Linked DNA regions of Homo sapiens: regions 1 and 3 are each linked to region 2. The links are chromatin loops, found by intact Hi-C in ENCODE. Cell type or tissue: ascending aorta. All regions are shown on one strand. Each heading gives the region's core, and the rest is flanking DNA. Links, peaks and the distances in the headings are about the cores only.

Region 1 (6,272 bases), core at 777-5,776, 53 kb after region 2:
TAAGGATACAGGCCTTGAACCTGCTGGGGGCAGGCCCTGGACTCAAGCTCCATAGGCAGCCCCCCTTTTTCTAGCCTGGGTGATGCCCTCCCGAGTCCTTGCTTTTCAAAGCATTTTGGGGGGACGTGGTAGGGGCACCCATCCTCTGCTCCAGGAGCTGGAGATGGGATTTCCCATTTCTCTGACAAGAATTCCCAAGAAGTGATGGCTGTCACTGCAGCTCCACCCCCATGCCCATCTTTCTTTTTCTGTTATAGATTGTTTATGTTAAGTCATCTTTCTCTGGGACAAAGTACTTAGCCTCTCATTTTCATCAGTAAAAGCAGGGATAATAATTCCTTCCTCACAGAGTTGTTAGGACTGCCAAATTAGGTCCCATATGTAAAAGAGCTTGCTGAAGTGCAAACTGACAGCAGAAATGTAAGAGATTACTATTCCCAGGGAAGAGACAAAAGAGAAAAGGAAGCAGGAAGGGAGTCCAGGCAAGGTCAGGGTGGGGAAATGGCCTTGGCTCCTAAAACAGACTTAGCTCCAGCCTCTCCAGCAGCCCCTCCCACCCTCCCTTCTCCACGAGCCTCCTCTGGCCCTAGGCCTTGCTGGGTAACCTTTGGAAAAACAGGACCCTGGAGCTGAGAATGGGGCAGGCAGAGGGGGAGGTCATTGCAAACTCATCCTTTCTCTCACGGAGAGGAGGGGCCCTGGCCTCTTCCCCTTGACCTCCTCCCGCTGATACTCATAGGACAGGTTAGGGCAAGACCCTCCTGAAGGCCACAGGGTGCCCCAGAGGAGGGAGGCACTCCCCTTCACACAGAGCTGGCAGAATAGTCACCAGGGTGCCGCCCAGAGCAAGTGCCCTTGCCAAGGTCAAATATGAGTTGCTGCTGGGCCACAAAGGACCTGGATGAGTGAGGTTAGGAAAGTCTGGTGTTGGAGGAGGTGGATGTGATGCAAACCTAGACTGCCGGCTGGCATGAGGCCCTCAAGCTAGCTGCCGTGCCTGGCTGGACCCCACAGCCCCTCCTCTCACTCCCTTCCTTTGTACTCTCTCAGGGCTGGCTTGCATCTGCTCTGTGTCATTCTCTCCATCTTTACCATTCTACAAGACAGGAGGGCCTCACTCTGGCTAAAGAGGTGCTCTCTGCCTTCCCTGCCAGTTGCCCAACCCTAACCCCTTTAGGTACCTGAGAAACAGGAGGCCTAGCTGTTCACATCAAGATCGAGAAGGAACAGCTGTGGGGTTTCTCTCTCTCTGTCTCTCCCCATCTCTCTCTTCCTCCTTCCCTCCCTGGTGCAGAGGGACAGATGCTCTGTTTAGAATTTCTTCAGGGAGACAGACAACAAGGGCATTCTTTCTATTCCTTGGGCTTCCCTAGCCAAAAATGGGGGATTAGCCAAGAGACAGCTGCAGAGGCAGCGGCCCTTGGGGAACCCCTCCCGGAGCAGCAATGGCCTGGGGAAAGAAACTCTCTGGAGCTGGCCTCCTTTAATTGGAACTTGAAAATGGTGTCTGCATTGGAGTGTGGCAGAGAGCAGGACTTCAGACTCTGGCTGGATGGACCCCGGATTGAATCCTAGCTCTGCCACTCTCTTGCTGTTTGGGTTTGGGCCTCTCCCCTTTCAGAAGCCTGTTTCTTCATCTGCAGTCTGAAGATGAGCATCCCTACTCACTAGGGTTTTTGCTGGAATTAAATGAGTTGATGCACAGAAAAGCTTCTATTATAGGTCTGGCAAACTCCAGGAGTCCAGGGATTGTTAGATCTCCTGTCCCACAATAGAGCAGGAGCCAGGTGACTTTCTGTATTCAGCAAAGAGTAACCGAGAGGCATGTGGGAATGATGTGGCTTCCAGTACCCAAAAGCCCCAGTTCTGGAAAACCTTTTTTTTTTTTAATTAGATTTTTGAAAAAATTGGATTCCTCGGCCAGGAGTGGTGGCTCACACCTGTAATTCCAACACTTCGGGAGGCCGAGGCGGGCAGATCACCCGAGGTCAGGAGTTCGAGACCAGCCTGACCAACATGGAGAAACCCTGTCTCTACTTAAAGTACAAAATTAGCCAGGTGTGGTGGCGCATGCCTGTAATCCCAGCTACTCAGGAGGCTGAGGCAGGAGAATTGCTTGAATCCGGGAGGCAGAGGTTGTGGTGAGCCAAGATCACGCCATTGCACTCCCCCCTGGGCAACAAGAGTGAAACTCCATCTCAAAAAAAAAAAAAAAAGAAAAAAGAAAATTGGATTCCTCAATCCAGGATCTCTTGCATTTGGAGAACTTTAGGCTTTCAGCTGTTGCATGCCTAGGCCTTGTCATAATCCAATAAAGCAGGATATGGAACGGGATATTGGATATGGAAGGGGATAGGATTGGTGGATGAAACAGAGAAAGGGAGAGAGAGACAGAAAACACACACACACACACACACTCTGAGAGAGAGAGAGACACACACAGAGAGAGAGATTCCGCTGTAACAAACTCTTGGAAGACAGAAAGAGGAGGCAAAGGAGAGGAAGGGCCAGTGACAGCTCTGCTGCTCTGAAAGTCAAGGGGCCCTTGGCTCACTGCCTTCCCCGTCCTTCCCTGGGGCCAGGTGCGCTGGAATCCTAGATTCCCTGGGAGTGAGGGTAGGTACCATGACGGCATGAAGTCACCTCCCACCACCTTCAAGACTTCCCACTGCCAGTCTGTAGCCTGTGTGTTGAGTCCTGGTCCAACCCTGAGTCACCCGTGTGAACTGGGGTCAGTGATTGGTCTCTAGTTCTCCATCTCTCCATCTGAAGAATGTGAATAATAATTTCTGACTTGGCTGTTTACAGGACCGCCGTGAGGATCCAAGTGCACAGTGAGGTGGGGGGAGGCAGATACATGGATTCCTTTCCACGTGGCCCACAAGAAACACCTGTCCCTCCAGACTCGGGGACCACCAGGGACCTTGAATAGTTGCCTTGGCAACTCATTGCCTGGCTAACTCCCACTCCTTTGGGTTTCAGCTTAAACATCAGTTGTGCAAGATCTTCTGGACCCCTAAGTTGGGTCCTCCTCTTGTAAGCATTCATAGCATTCTCTACATACCCTTTACAGCACTTTTATGAGTTGAATAGCATGGTTATTGGTGTGCTTATTTGTTTCACACCTGTCTTTTGCACTAAATTCTAAGCTCTCTGAGGAAAAGGAATATGTTTCTGTTGCGTACCATCTTATCACCACGTAGCAGTGGGTGCTCCATAAGATCCTCCTGCGTGAGTAAGTGAATTCCCTGCCTCATCCCTCTCTCATGCCTTAGCATGAGGCCTGAGGCCAAGAGCCCGTCCATCACATACCCCTTGCCCAAAGCCTCCTTATAACGGTCAGGAGAAGGGTGGCATCTCCTCCTCTCCCTTCTAACTCAAGGAACAAATCACTGGCTACATGATAGTTGCCCTTCCTCCCATCCTTCCAGCATAGTAGCCCCTGCCCAGGATCCAAAAGGCAGAAGGTGAGTAATTGCTATTTTTATTTATCTTTGCACAAGGCTGCCCTCTGGTGGTCGAACATGTAGGAGCGAATGGGAAGGATGGAAACCCCAGTAGCCAGGAACCAGCCCAGCTGGCTGAGCCAACCACGCTCAAGAGACTGGCCAGCGAGCCAGGGAGTAGGTAAGTGCTACAAGAAGCGCATCTGGGTGAAGATTCGTGTCAGTTCTCCATCCTTATGAATGGCTCCCTCCAAATCTAACAGGAGGCCCTGGCCTCAGAAGAGCAGGAAATGAAGGAATGCCCTATAGAAATCTTACCTACCTCAGCCCCAGTAGGATGGTGTGCAGGTAGGGGGAGCTGGTTTAAGTAGCTATTCTTTCTCCTCAGTGGTATGCAGGCAAACATTTTACAGTCAGCTCTCAAAAAAGGAAATCCCAATTTGTAGTGTTTACCAATTTCTGTAGTGTAAATACCCCTACCATGGCCCATTTTAAACCACCGATATGATGTCACTGAATGAGGAGCTGGAAGAGATGCCCAGTAGCACACCATTATCTAGAGTTTCCCCCATACAGACACCATGGACAGAAATAACTTCAAGGGCACGATTAATAGTGAAATATAGTAAACTAATTGAAAATGATGATTTTTGAATAATTATTACATTTGTTTTCAATATAATATATTTAATTGTGAGTTTATATAATTTAATTTTTCATAATGGCTGTGTTTAACAACTGACTTGCAAAATTCTGGAAAATTTAGTAATCGGTTCCTGCAAGTAGTAAGAGCTGGCTCCAGCACATCACTGCTCTCCTCTTCCCCACTTCTTCCTTCTCTTCCTCCTCCCCCTCTTCCTCTCCCACAGCTTTCTTGGCATTCTGTGTGGGTGCAAGAGATGGGGAATATGGAAAAGAGCTCCACTGCAGACACTGCTATTTTCTGAGCCAGGAGCCATAAGTGTCAAGGAAAGAAGATGGAGAAATGCAAATTTGGCTACTGAAAAACATTTCAGTACATGAGTGTGTGTGTGTATGCATGCGTGTGCATGTGTGTGATATTTGCAAGGGATCGAGAGGTTGATTAATGCCTGGGCTAAAGATCACCGTTTAAAGATAAGGAATTGGGCTTTATGGCTGGAGGCCCATGCCTGCATGGTCCTTGGAGGGTTCTTACCTGGGAGGAGTGGAAGGGCTCCGAGCTACGTGAAGCGGCCGATGGGGAGCCGAGGCAGGCAGAAGTAGGCGCTGGGGAAGAGGCTGAGGTTGATGGGGTTGCCATCCAGGCGGATGTCTTCCAGCTGCCTGCGGGTGTGTTTGTGCTCCTCGGGGTCACAGAAGACGTCTCTCTGCATGGTCTCTATCAGGTTATTCTGGGAAGAACACATACCAGCTGAGCCTCACCAAGAGGCTCTGCCCCTTAAGCAGCACCAAAGGCTCACATCAGCTGTCCCTACCAGCTCTGCCTGCTCTGGTGCAACTGGAGAAACTGAAGCATCTAGGGCCAAAGCCACACAACAAGGGTGAGAAGAGGAGCCCCAGGGGGGATGGATGGAGAGAGAGGGCACAGATGAAGAGGAAGAGAAGGGGAGAGAGGAAGGAGGGAAGGACTGAAGGGAAGGAAAGAGACAGAGGGTAGGAAAAAGAGAGAAGGAAAAGCAGTTGGGTGAGATAAAATAAAATGGTGGAGGGAGAGAAAGTGTTTTAAAAAGAAAAAATGGAGAAAATCAAACTGGGGTCATGGACAACTATTTAGACAAGACCTCCCAATCCTTGTCTCCAATAAACCCTCCAATCAAGGAGACCCCACAGCTGCCTAAGCCTCATGCCTCTCTCTGCCACGACCTGCTCCTGGTATCTAACTTCCATCCTCCACGCTGTTTATCACCCTTGCTCTGGGTGGTGCTCCTTACCTGCAGGTGTACAGAGCGCAGGCTCAGGGGCAAAGGCCCCGGGATAGAATCCAGCAGGTTGTCTGACAGGTAAAGGAACTGCAGCTTCTCCATTGCCTGTGGAGAAAGCAAAGAGTGTAGGAGGCTGGTGGGTCCTGTTGGACCCTGGCAGTGAGGAGGGCTATGAGACCAGAGACAGGTGGCCCCATTTGTTCACTCAGGGCTCACTTAGCCTCAGCCATGCGCCAAGCTCTGTGCTGGGTGCCACAGGGGTTGCCCAGGTCTTTAAGGATCTTACAGACACTAACTCCAACTGGATGCAGGAGGAAAGCTGCTACCATTGAGGTGCCAGCCACTGAAGTAGGAAAGAGCTAATCAGCTGGTAATGACACTGGGTAGTGCAGGGGAGGGGCAGGGACAGGGTAGAAGGGAGGACCAGGGGACATTTCCGCTTTGCCTCAACTTCTCTGCTATCAGAAAGGACTTTCCCCAATGACAAGTCTCCAAATGCTAAACCTGGGGCCATGGACAATTATCTAAACAAGACCTCCCAATCAATGTCTCCAATAAACCCTCCAATAAAGGAGACCCCACAGCTGCCTAAGCCTCATGCCTCTCACTGGCATGACCTGCTCCCTGGTATCTAACTTCCATCCTCCATGCTCTGTTTATCGTCCATGCTCTGGGTGAGGAGCAGGTACAGAGCAGACACTCGGGAGACAGCCAGACCAGCAGAATGAGAACCTCAGGCACAGAGAGGTACACAGTGTGTGCATGGGACCGTGCTCTCAGAATTAGACAGTGTTAATCAGAGAAGCGTTTGGGAAGAGACAAGCCTTCAGCAGGGCTCAGGGAGCAAATAAAAATGATAGTTACCATTTATGGAGCATCTACTATGCGTATCTAACCCTCCTGTTCTCTTTGTAAAATGCTA
Region 2 (6,272 bases), core at 396-5,395:
TTAGATAATGCTTTCCCTTCCCTTCCCTGCATAACTTTCCTTCCGACAGAACCAGCACTTTCCAAGGGCAGCTATTCCCATGAAGAAGCCTCAGCTTTCTCCCTGTTGCTCTCCATGACTTCTGGACTATGGACAAAACAGACACAATGGAAATGAAATTGTTGTATTTAGTCTCTCAATCCAAGTGGAGACTGGGGCTAGAGATAGAATTAATCAGTCAATGAACATTTATAAAATGGAATGCCCAGTCTGGTGGGGAGCTGAGCACATAACAGATCACCAGTATAGGGTGTGTGGCCAGCAGGTATAAACAGAGTGCTAGCTTCACCGGACAGAGAGATCCTTGAGGGCAGGGCCCAAGCCTTGTTTATTTGTGTTCTCAGAGCCCAGCACAATGCTGAACAAATGTTAAATGAGTGTATAAATGAATGAATGATTGCACACCTATCACAGATATAAAATTACTTCTAGAAAGCTAACTTCTCTTGAATTAGATTAATTGGAATTCACGTGAGTCTCTGGAGGAGGCCAGGCATGGTGGCTCATGCTTGTAATCCTAGCACTTTTGGAGGCCAAGGCAGGAGGATTGTTTGAGCCCAGGAGTTTGAGACTAGCCTGGGCAATATAGGAAAACATCATCTCTACAAAAAATTAAAAAAAAAAAAAATAGCTGGGTGTGGTGGCATGCACATGTAGTCCTAGCTACTCAGGAGGCTAAGGCAGGAGGATTGCTTGAGCCCAGGAGGTCAAGGCTGCAGTGAGCTGAGATCACACCACTGCATTCTAGCCTGGGAAGCAGAGCAAGACCCAGCCTCAAAAAAGAAAAAAGAAAAAAAAAAAAAAGGGAAAGAAAAAAAAATTAAAGAAGTCTCTGGAGGGCACTGGGGATTAAGAATTAAGATTTTTCTTTAAAATCTTTGCCATCTGGCCATCTGGCCATCTGCTTTTCCTGGCTTCTCCTCATCCTGAATGATGATGCTCATAAATCCAGAACTTTCTTTTTTTTTTTTTTTTTTTTGAGACAGAATTTCACTTTTGTTGCCCAGGCTAAAGTGGAGTGGTGCGGTCTGGGCTCACTGCAACCTCCACCTCCTAGGTTCAAGCGATTCTCATGCCTCAGCCTCCCAAGTAGCTGGGACTACAGGTGCCTGCCACCACACCTGGCTAATTTTTGTATTTTTAGTAGAGATGGGCCATCGTGTTGGCCAGGCTAGTCTCGAACTCCTGACCTCAGGCAATCCACCCACCTCGGCCTCCCAAAATGCTGGGATTACAGGCATGAGCCACCAAGCCCGGCCCAGAACTTTCTAAATGACCTCAGCATCTGACTCACAGCCTCTTCCACATCATGCATCCCCTGCCTTCAGTCTTGATAATTCAATATCTGTGTATGGCTGTTTCTTTTCTAGTCCCCTGAGTTAACAGTCCTTGACCTCCGCCTGCTTTCTGTGCATGTGCTGCTGCCAGCTCTGCCTTCCAGCCTCATTGCTCAGGATTCCTTTTTCTACCCTATGCTATCAAACTAGAAGGTCCTCTTCCCCTACGCTATTGTACTTGCTGAATGGACACCATCCCCAGGAGCCAAACTCCTTCATCAAACTCATTACTGATTCACCCAACCATGTGTGATTTTTTTCTTTCCTGAAAATTGCAGGGGATCTTAACAGTCCTTCTCTCATGGAGTTTGTCACAGTCTGCCTTCTGGATAAATGTGTCCTTGTCTCGTCTTTCCTACTTTGATATAAGTTTTCATGGAGAGGAGACTCTGCCGTACTCACTTTTTGTCACACTCTGTCATAACGGCAACTAGCACAGAACAGTGGACATATGTTATTTTGTCTTCACAGCATCCCATCTTTTAAGGAACCCTCCTTCTTCTACTTCTATATGACCCACGGGGGGCTGTGAGTCATGGTGCCCCACCTCCACCTCCACAGAGCAGCACAGAAGATGCAGCCCCTGGCCTCAGAGATGGCTGCAGGGATGGGCATGCTACCTCCATACACAGAGAAAGAGCTCTTTTCCTGAGACCAGAGGCTGAAAGGATGATGTAAGGTGGGGTTGCTTGGGGCCATCTCTCTGGGCTACACGGAAGAAGGCATCTAACATAGGAGAGAATGAGACCCACCTCAAAAGAGGCAGAGATGGAAAGAACAATGGCTGATATGTTGGGGTGCGGATTTTGTATCAGACCCTGCTCCAAGCACACTGTGTGGACGATCTAATTTACTCCTCACAAAAATCCTAAGAGGTAATATTATTATATCAATTTTAGAGACAAGGAAACAGGGGCACTGAGAAGTTAAGCAGCTCATCTGAAATCATCCAGCTAGTTAGGTGGTGGAGTCCGGATTGGAACCCAGGCTGTGGGACTCCAAAACAGTCATGCTATGCTCTGCGTGCTATGCTGCCTTATGGATGAGCCAAGATGAACATAAATGGGAGTGAGATGGATTTACTCATTTATGAGCAAGTGCAAGAGAGAACTGACAGCATCTTTTGAGCTCCTGGATCTAGCTGTGCCTGGAGCCAGCTGACTCATGTGCTTTTTAGTTAAATAAGCCAATGCATTCCTTGATTTGCTTAAAATAGTGTATTCGTCACTTGCAACCTCCTGGCTTCATTGTGTAACAATGTGACTTAGTGATAAGGCACTACTTGTGGGTTTGCCTCCTGGCACTGCCGCTTACTTACCACCCAAACTTGGACAAATGACTCGACCTCTCAGGCCCCTGGAGGGTAATGACTTGGCCTCTCAGGGATGAGGGGATGGTGACTAGAGATGAGATTACATGTAAATGCACTTAACACTCTGTGAACACAATTTAAGTACTCAATCATCATTAGATTCTCCTTTCCCTATGTGGAGTAACTGTTCAATAAGCATTTGTTGAATTGAATTAAATCCTCCAGAGGCTGCAGGATGTTGCCTGAGCTTGCAAGCAGCTGGAGCTAGGGAGTCTCCAATCAGGGGAGCATCTCAGCTGAGGGGTTGCCCAACAGCTCTATCTGGCCATTGGAAGGTTAAAAAAAAAAAGATTTTACTCTTCTCCTGTCTCCTGAACAGCTTCATCCTCTCTGACTTCCAGATCTCTCCAACAGAGAACACAATGTCAGTCTGCTGGATTCCTTCATGCCCCTCTTTCCTCCTCCTTACGGTTGCCCTCTAGAGTCACCTACTAACTCGGTCCTATTGATTCCCTTTCCAATTTTTCTCAATCCTGCTCTCTCCTCCTCTGCCCTCCCAATGGTACCATTGCTCAGACCATCATCACCTTCTGGATGTTTGCAGCAGCTTCCTTTCTGACCTCTCTCCAGCCTTCCAGCCCACCGTGCAGCCCAAAACACCCATGTTAAAGGTGACCGAAGCACTCTTCACCCGAAAGCTGCCTTGGCCTGCAGGATGGTGAGCCAACCCTTGGCAGACACACAAGGCCCTCCTCTGCCCCACCGGCCTCTGCCTGAATTTCCAGGACAGTCTCCTGCTTTGCTTTTCCATGCCTCCGTGCTGTCACCACCCCGCCAACTCTTACTCATCTGCCAAGACTGTGCTCCATTTGCTTCTTTTTTTCTCCTGGAAACACTCATGGAATTCCCACCCCCACTCCCCAGGCCAAGCACTCCTCCTCTGTACATAATTCTGTCTTACTATTTTATACTGATAGGATCACTTTACGCACCTGTTTTGAGGACTCTGAGGCCATGTTCAGACTCATGTCTGAAACCCTTGCACCCCATACAGTGCCTGGCACCCACAAGGCCCTCACCTGCAGGCATCATGAAAGCTCCATGTGGGACTAGAAAGGGGAAAGGAGAAAATACACTTCTTGCAGACTAAACTCATGATTCTCTTGTATTCCTGCACCCTGCCTGATTTCCCTTATCCCTAGACTGGGGCCAATGCTTCTCTTAATGGCAAACACAATAGCCTTAGGGTTTAATTGTTGGGGAGATAGGGGGCATTTTCTTGCCTTGTCAAATGGGGAGGTATCCCACTTCCCCACTTTACAAGGTGAGAAATCCACTAGTGGAGGAAATGGAAAAGAGAATTTTCTCCAGGGTCCTGAGTGATTATAGGTGTTCACGTAATTCTCCATACAGTTTTACATGCATCATACATAAACAGGTAATCTTTGGCTGCCTTAAAATAGCCCCATCTCAGTTTTTAAAAGAATACGATTATTTCATTACATCTAAATATAGACAAAGAGTCTGTGCTGCTGCATAACTTAGGCAAATACATGCAAATCTCTTGCAGACCTGATCCCGTCACTGAGTTTCTAATTCTCAGGCCTCTGGTGCCCCTCCTCTCTCGTGCCGCTGCCCTTGAACAACAGGATCTGGTTGATCCGCTGGGCTAGTGACTCTGCTCAGCCTACCGCTCAGGGCTACTGTGGGGGTCCGATGAGGGACAGGGCAGTGAGAGGGCTGTGCACATGGACGTGCAACACTGTGGCATGCAGGAGGTGGGGCCGGGAGGGTGGTGAGCAGGATCGTCATGGGAGGTCACACCAGGCAGACCTCCAGCTGCTCTCCTGGGAGTGCCGGGGTTTCATTCCTCTCTCATTCTCATTTTTTCCCCTCTCAAATCTGTTTCCCATTAAAATGAAATGTGTTCTCCTCTCGGCTTTCTGCCTGGCTCCCTGAGCTGCGCCTGGCCCAGCTCTGAGAACCAGGCTGCATTTGCTCCTTTTTAAGGCACCCACTAATTCAAACCAAGCAAGTGGGAGGCGGATTGGCCTATGGGGCCACCCCCCATCCCCCAACCCTGGACTTTCTCCATGGATGGAAAATTTGGCCTCAGCCTGCCCTTGTGACTGGAAAAAGCGGGGTCAGCTCATCAAAGCAGAACAGGGTTGTTAGCTAGCTTTCCTCTTTCAGAGGGTTATATTAAGAAGGCGTGGCTCAGGGAGGGGGTTACTGGCCCTGGCTGGCCCCAGCCAGAAAGTTGCGGGGGTGGGGTTTGCTAGAGCAGGCAGATGCCTGCCAGGGCCAGGGAGAGCTTTCTGAGAGGGTGGTGAGAGACTGGAGAGGTGGGAGAGGGGTAGCTATGAAAGGAAAATGTGTGGAGGTGACATGGTCTGTAGGTTGGGCCAGGCCAGAAGAGAAGGTCAAAGAGAAATGAGTGTTCCAGTCAGGCTTGATGTCTTAGGGAAGATCCTGGGGCCCAGCCCACTGCCCCCTCCTCTCCGTCTCTCCTGCTCCCGGGGCTGAGGGAATGGAAGGAGCTGTGCCACTGTGAGGAGGAGGACCTGCATCTGTGAGGGGCCTGCTGGGACCAGCTGCTGGGGAGTACAGCTTTCTCTCAGTAGCTGAAGGGGGCTGCCTCTTTTCCAAGGGGCAGCTGCCACGCCACCGCAGGAAAATCTGGCTTGCCATTTTGGATACCTGGATTTTCCCACAGTGTGAGGGGGCTGGGGGTGTGGCCCAGGAAGGTGCACCTGAGGTGGGAGAAGAAAGAAGAAGACTGGATGGGAGTCAGCTGAATTGGGGGCCGCAGAGGCTGGGGTGAGAGGGAGGGAAGGAGGTGTCAAAGCTCAGCCTCCCAAAGCTGAGCGAGAAGAGCATGACGGGAGGGTGTTTCCCACCTCCTCGCCCACTCCAGCGCAGGGTCCTGTCTCCGTCCAAACGCTGCAAGCCTTTCCACATTCCTGCACTACCTTCCTGCGCTGCCTTTGGAGATCTGAGAGTCTTCAGGCATGAACTCTGGGAAGTAAGTCCTGGCTTTGCATGCAGGGGAAACGCAGAAACAACAACATAACAGGGCATGGTTACAGCTCCTAGACACACACCCATTCCTTCTTCCTTTATAATGAAGCTCAAAGCTCAGCAAGGCATCTGGCTTCTTGGCTCAAAACTACACTTCCCAGCTTCCTGTGAGGCGAGCTGTGGCCTTGTGATGGAGTTTTAGCCGATGCAATATGAGTGGAAGGGACGAATGCCACTTCTGGGTAGTTCCCTAAAGGCCGAGGCAGATGCTCCACCTTCCCTGTACCCTTCTCACTGACCGGACTGTGGATGTGATGGCGGGAGCTGGAGCAGTCATCTTATTTATTTTGTTTTATTTATTTATTTATTTTTTGAGATGGAGTCTCGCACTGTCACCCAGGCTGGAGTGCAATGGCGTGATCTCAGCTCACTGCAACCTCCGCCTCCCAGTTCAAGTGATTCTCCTGCCTCAGCCTCCTGAGTAGCTGGGACTACAGGCAGGCACCAGCATGCCCGGCTAATTTTTGTATTTTTTAGTAGAAATGAGGTTTCACCATGTTGGC
Region 3 (6,272 bases), core at 389-5,388, 90 kb after region 2:
CTCATTTTTTTTTTTTTTTTTTTTTTTTTGAGATGGAGTCTCACTCTGTCGCCCAGGCTAGAGTGCAGTGGCACAATCTTGGCTCACTTCGAGCTCCGCCTCCTGGATTCACGCCATTCTCCGGCTTAGCCTCCCAAGTAGCTGGGACTACAGGCGCCCGCCACCACGCCTGGCTAATTTTTTGTATTTTTTAGTAGAGACGGGGTTTCACCATGTTAGCCAGGATGGAGACCTCCTCATTTTTAAGGTAGGCAGTGCTGGAGTTGGAGTCTCACAAACTTGGTTGCAGGCCTGGCTCTGCCTCCTCTCCATGCTAACGGGGCGGCCTTGGGCTACGCAGCCCTTCCTGAGCCTCAGTTTTCTCCTTTTATGTCTCAGGTATTCAAGGCAGTCCATCAGCTCAGTAGTGACAGAAACACAACTTTATCCTATCATTTCACTTCTCTAATTTCTGGATCCAAGTGCTCATTTCACCAGGATCGTGAAATACTCCATCTCAGTCCTTGGTACCCGTGGGGGGCCACCCAGCAGCTTGAGGCAGGTTTATGCAGTGGCAGCTCCAACGGGGATGGAGGGTGTCTGTGGGGAGGGGACGTACATGGCTCCTGGCTGATGCTGCTGTGGGGCACACCCTCCATCCCACCAGGCCCCTTCTGGCCGAGCAGCCCTCTGACATTTCCTAGGCTACATGTAGGGGACAAGAACTTTCTGCAGGAACTTTCCTCTCTGGAAACATGCTGGCTGCCTGGCACTCTGCCAGGGGCAGGCTCCCCGATTCCCTCTCTCAGGGCTCTCATTCTCCTCCAGCTCAACTCCTTTTACATGCACATTAAAGCCAGGGGCCCTTTTATTTTCTGGGGAAAGAAGTTTCCATGTTCCCCTTTCTTCTGGCCAAGACACTGTGTCTATGCCCAGAAGCCCCCAAGAACCTAGGCTTATGGAAAATGAAGCCAAAGGCACATGCGGGCGGCTTCTGCTTCCTGCCTCCCCACAGATCTGATCTGCTTGTTTCGATGAGAGGAAGGGACAGGGCAAAGGCAGCGGAGGAAGAAATAAAACTTATCTGTCGACCACACAGTGAGCACAGCCGGACTGGAGAACCCCTAAATCCCTCTGTGCAAATTGTCCGTGATCCTGTTGAGGGGTTGTCAGCTTGTGGACCATCTGAGCAGTCCTACAGAGAGTCCTACAGAGAGAGGGCTGTTGACACCTGGTGGGAAAGAGGGTGCTGATACACGAATGCTATAGACATGGCTTTTAGGCCTAAGTGCAAAGGCTACACCGTCAGCTGGTGTTAGCAGACAGCACTAGCCTGGGGCTGCTCAGTAAGCACTGCTCTGGGCTTCCCTAGGTCTCCCAGAAGCCAGGCTCGAGTGAGTGGTGATGGCATTTTGCCTTCCAAGGTGAGGTCCTCCTAGGTTCTGGGATCTCCCAATCACATCATCCTGAAACCCAGCCTAATTTAATTTTATGTTGTAAAAGTCACAAGTCACAGCAAGTCACAAGCACCTGGATCGAATATCCAGGTTCCAGGTATCATCCTGAGCAAGCTTCCAAATGCCATCCTGCTCCACGTAATAGACTATTGGGTAATGACACTGCCTCATACAGGCACAGTCCCACTGCATCCTGCGACGATGGCCAGTCTGTGGACATGTGTGGTCAGTTATGCCACATATTACAAGGTCTAGGAGGGCAGGAGCAAGGCAGCCCTGCCAGGGACCCCCACACATGACCTTGGGGGTCCCCACATCCATTTGTGCACCAAGCAACGTCTCTAAATTGAATAACAGTAACAATAATAAAGCCTCTTGAGAATTATTATAGGCAAAGCACCCTTCTTAGCCCACCCTTCTTAGCTCAATGAGGCAGGGACTTCTATAATACTCATTTAACAGGTGAGAGACTGAGGCACAGACAGTTTACATTCCAAAGGTCACAAATCTAGTAATGGCAGAGATAAGATTTGAACCCAGGTCGTCTTCCTATGATGTTCTTGTTTGTGTGTATGTATACTGTTGTGATGAATAAAATGCAGATTATTTAAAATCATCTTTAAATTCATGTAGCTTTGTGTCATTATGTATTCATACAAGTCCAACTATCATCACATACTTCTTTTTTAAGTTGAAAAGAAATCTTTGCACTTAAAACTGTTAAGAACCACTGATCTAGGTTTCAGTTACTCCTTCTTAAAAGACAGAGTTGCTTTCAACTGTTCCCTTCACCCTGCTCCCCACGCCCTGGACTCTCCAAGTCCAGTCAGTTCTATTTCCTCGATGGCCTGACAGCTGGCCCCCTCTCTCCTGTCATGGCACTGTTTTCTTCTAGACCCTGGCCCACTGCTACGGTGTCCTGATGGGTCTCCCTGCCCTCCACCCTCCACCTGACTCTTCCTCAGGTCACCTTGCATGGTTCCCTGTCCCCATGACCATTGTTCTTGGCCCACAGCACATGTTAGATTCACCTAAGTGTTCCTGAAAGTGCCTGAGGCCCCAGCCCTAGAGATGCTGGTTCAAATACATGTGCGTTTTCCAGGCTGTCATCAAGAATGATTCTGATCTGTGCCCTTTGCTGATAATTAGACCTGTAGAATGCAGTCCAAGCTCCATGGTCTGTCTCCTGCTTACCTTTCCAGCCCTGTTTCTCAAAGTCTAGACTCCAAGCATGTGACTGTCTCACAGCAGCCAGAGTACTCCAAGAGATTTCACCTCTGCATGCCTTTGCCCACTGCTCCTTCCATGTAGAAAGCCCTTCTTCACTTATACCTGTAATCCCAGCACTTTGGGAGGCCGAGGCGGGTGGATCACGAGGTCAGGAGTTTGAGACCAGCGTGATCAACATAGTGAAACCCTGTCTCTACTAAAAATACAAAAATTAGCAGGGTGTGGTGGCATGTGCCTGTAGTCCCAGCTATTCGGGAGGCTGAGACGGGAGAATGGCTTGAACCCGGGAGGTGGAGGTTGCAGTGAGCTGAGACCACACCATTGCACTCCAGCCTGGGTGACACAGTAAGACTCCATCTCAAAAAAAAAAAAAAAAAAGAAAGAAAGAAATAAAGAAAAAAGAAAAAAAGAAAGCCCTTCACCCCCCCAGGTGTTACATCTTCTAGGATGCTCTCCCGACAGCACTCTCCTCTTTGACCCCTGGTCTCTCCGTTTGCTGCAGCAGTCCCCCAGTGGATGGCCCTCCCAGGAACCGTGCCACTTCCTCGCCCTTCTCTGCTCTCCTGTCTGCCTTATCCACAAGCTCCCATGGGCCTGTGCCAAACCGGATTCCTACTTGGAGTCCCAAGACCTACATGGTTCTAACACAGAGTAGGCGCTCAGGATCCTGCACTCTGGCCCCAGCAGGAATCGGGCAGTGAGCCGAGAAGCGCTAGAACACTTTCTCCTCTTAGCGTGTTTGTCTGAATAATTGCAAAATCCTCCTGTTTTTATTTTTTTCCTGAAGGCTTCTCATCTTCTAATCTGTTTTCCATGACCGAACAAGTGTGTTATTTCCTCAAACACAAACCTGATCATGTAATTCCCTTGCTTAAAATTTTGCAATGTCTCTCAGGTATTTATAGAATAAAATTCAAATGCCTTGGCATGACATTTGAGACCCTGCAGCCTGACCTGACTTTCTTGCCATTCTCATTTCCTTTCATAGTTCCTGTGGAACCAGAGAACCAGACTCATGGGATCCTGGTTCCCTGCGTTTTTTGTTTTGTTTTGTTTGTGAGACAGAGTCTCGTTCTGTCGCCAAGGCTGGATTGCAATGGCATGATCTTGGCTCACTGCAACCTCCACCTCCCAGGTTCAAGCGATTCTCGTGCCTCAACCTCCCAAGTAGCTGGGATTATAGGTGCGCACCACCATGCCTGGCTATTTTTTGTATTTTTAGTAGAGATGGGGTTACGCCATGTTGGCCAGGCTGGTCTCAAACTCCTGAACTCAGATGATCCACCCGCCTCGGCCTTCCTAAGTGCTGGGATTACAGGCATGAGTCACCGCACCCGGCTGGTTCCCTGAGTTTTTATGCCTCTATGCCTTTGCCCAGTCTGAGTTCAGCTGTCCTTCTTTCTCCTGTTCTCCATTTGGGGGAATTCCTATTCATCCTGCAAGGCCCAAATCAAATGTTACCTCCTGTGTGAGGCTCTCCTCGGTTCCCACGGGCAGAGTGAGCTCACTCTTGACTGTGCCTCCCTGGGCCACAGCTCTGCACAGCACTGTTACTTCTTGTTTCCACGTCTGCCTACTGTGTGATTGAAGGGTCTCCAAGGCAGAAACCCAGCTCCTGGCAAATAATTAAATAATAATGGTCAGGATAGCTAGCCCTTACAGAGTACTTACTATGTGCCATGCATGTGCTTTACAGGGCATTGGCTCATTTAATCCTCATAACAGCCTCAGGAGTAGGAGCTATTATTACCATCCCCACTTTACAGATGAGGAAGCTAAAGCAGAGTGTTATCATACAGTCAGTAAGTGTTAAGGTATTACAGTAAGGGTTGAAGCTGGGATTTGAACCCAGGCAGCCTGACTCTGGGATTCACGCTGTCTATGCGGTCCTGATAAATGCCCTTAGAATGAATGGTAATCTGCAGGCTCTGAGCTAGTGAGTGTGTGTTTATGTGTGTGTTAACAAGACATGATATGACTCTGTCCCTGCCCACATAAGCTCTGGTGTCAAACTGGGTTGGAAAGGTGTTCTCCTGAGGCCTGGTACAGACTGTGGCTTTCAATGAAATAACAGAATTGTCATCTCTTCCAGCAGGTGCTACCCACCCTCGCCCACTCCCCTCATTTCTCCCACAAGCTTCGGCCTCCTTTCTTTGTTATTTCTCCTTTATTTTGTTCTGCTTGGCCAGTCTGGAAAAATGACTGGTTGGCCTGCAGCTCGGGGAGTGGTGCTTGGTCTTCCTCTTGGCCTCTCCAGGCCCCTCCTTCTAACCCCCCGTGCACAGCCCTAGCCTTGTTCAGAGCCAAATCACAGGGTTCAGGGGCTGGGCCACGTGTCTGCCCACCCCGCTGCCTTCTGAGCCTGTGAGCCTCCCGACTCCTGCCCCACCACAAGCAAATGACCCAGCCAGAGGCAAAGACCAATACCAAGAACATGCTCAGTCCATGTACTCCCTCCCCAGCCTCCCAGGCTTGGAACTGCTACTGCAGGATGTCACCAGCCATGTTCCCTACCTGTCTACTGCCTGAGCCCTCCTAGGCTGGCATTCTTCCCTGGCAGGCAGCCCACCTGAGCAGACCCCTCTGTTCCTATGCTTACTCTGCCTTCCACTCGCACACACTCACTTATGGATTTTCCCTGAACCCCTACGCCCACGCTTTACAAAGCCTGGCTCTGCCTTTCTGTGGAATATGCCTCAGGCAGAGGGGCTGTGTATCCCTGGTCAGCCTGGCATTTCCCAAGAGTGCCAAGAGAAGGGAGTCTCCCAGCTGATGGTGTGGGAAAGTGGGGCCACGCTTGGCTTTATCCTTGTTCTCCCTCCCAGGTCGGTGCCCAGAGAGGGTAGCAGGGGCCTGGGGACTAGTCAAAGTGCTCCATGGAGCAAGGCATGCTTGCTTCTGCGCTAAAAGCTTACTCACAGCCTCAAATGAGCAATACGGAAGCAGACAGGATGATCTGAGGGCACCAGGACCCATAACGACTGTCTGACCCCAAAGGTACATAGTAAAGGATAAAGACTTTTTATGGCTGTGGCTCGTGAAATAGCACGATGGAGGATCCAGAGCACTGTCATGAGGTGTCCATGCCAAGAGACACTGTGTTTCCTTCTAGTGTTTATGCTGGCTTTGGCGTCATCAACAATGGATTTAGCCAAGAGAGCTCCAGGCCGAGGCTACGAGCTCGGGAAGTAATTTACTGGGTACAAATGCTGCCCCTTCCATCCAGTCACCTCTCTGCAGTGCATTGCAGCCACCCCAGCCATGCCTGGGGAGACCATCCTAGGTGCCCTTTCTTGGGAGGCACTCTGGGGTGGGACTAGCGTCCATGCAGCAGCAAGACCAGACCCTCCATGCCATGGCCTCCTCCCCACATGGTCCCTGGGAGCTGCCCCTTGCTAATCTCAGGGCCTCAGGGCCAGCTGTCCCATTCCAGGAGGCCATTCCTAAGACAGAGCAGGGCTCTGGGGCTGGAAACAGTTATGTGAGCAATGGAGCATCCCATCTTGGCCCACCCCAGGTGTGGGGAATTTTCAGGCCCAGTTGAGCCAAGCCACAGAATGAAGGCAAAAAGGCAAAACATGTTTTGGAAGGTGGCTGGCAGCCCCA

The links. Peaks named below come from ENCODE experiments on the same cell type or tissue, not always from the same donor. Only the 100,000 strongest peaks of a DNase experiment are listed, where the experiment ranks them.
Region 1: a loop joins it to region 2, with 2.5 times the contacts of the local background. A loop is called at or near these places in 35 of 110 quality-filtered maps.
Region 3: a loop joins it to region 2, with 2.4 times the contacts of the local background. A loop is called at or near these places in 2 of 110 quality-filtered maps.

What each region holds. Positions count from the first base shown.
Region 1 is chr1:203,502,097-203,508,368 of GRCh38, reverse strand. OPTC (opticin) reads right to left here. Exons shown (of 8, transcript NM_014359.4): 6 at 5,360-5,455; 7 at 4,624-4,819. The coding sequence ends at 4,649. LOC105371688 (a long non-coding RNA gene) reads left to right here. Exons shown (of 5, transcript XR_007066807.1): 4 at 1-3,627; 5 at 4,316-4,697. Among named protein-coding and RNA genes, the nearest start is that of OPTC, 11 kb to the right of the region's middle. RefSeq lists a silencer at 3,486-3,661. In ascending aorta, for the core only: a CTCF peak has its summit at 3,516 (motif pointing left); DNase peaks (open chromatin) are centred at 875 and 3,518; H3K27ac peaks cover 430 bases.
Region 2 is chr1:203,554,830-203,561,101 of GRCh38, reverse strand. No RefSeq gene overlaps it. Among named protein-coding and RNA genes, the nearest start is that of OPTC, 64 kb to the right of the region's middle. RefSeq lists enhancers at 3,438-4,015, 4,029-4,953. In ascending aorta, for the core only: no CTCF peak of the experiment used is centred there; DNase peaks (open chromatin) are centred at 1,371, 2,601, 3,521, 4,501 and 3 weaker places; H3K4me3 peaks cover 1,717 bases; H3K27ac peaks cover 4,828 bases.
Region 3 is chr1:203,464,849-203,471,120 of GRCh38, reverse strand. No RefSeq gene overlaps it. Among named protein-coding and RNA genes, the nearest start is that of PRELP, 7.8 kb to the left of the region's middle. In ascending aorta, for the core only: no CTCF peak of the experiment used is centred there; DNase peaks (open chromatin) are centred at 3,310, 3,720, 3,990 and 4,960; H3K27ac peaks cover 4,249 bases.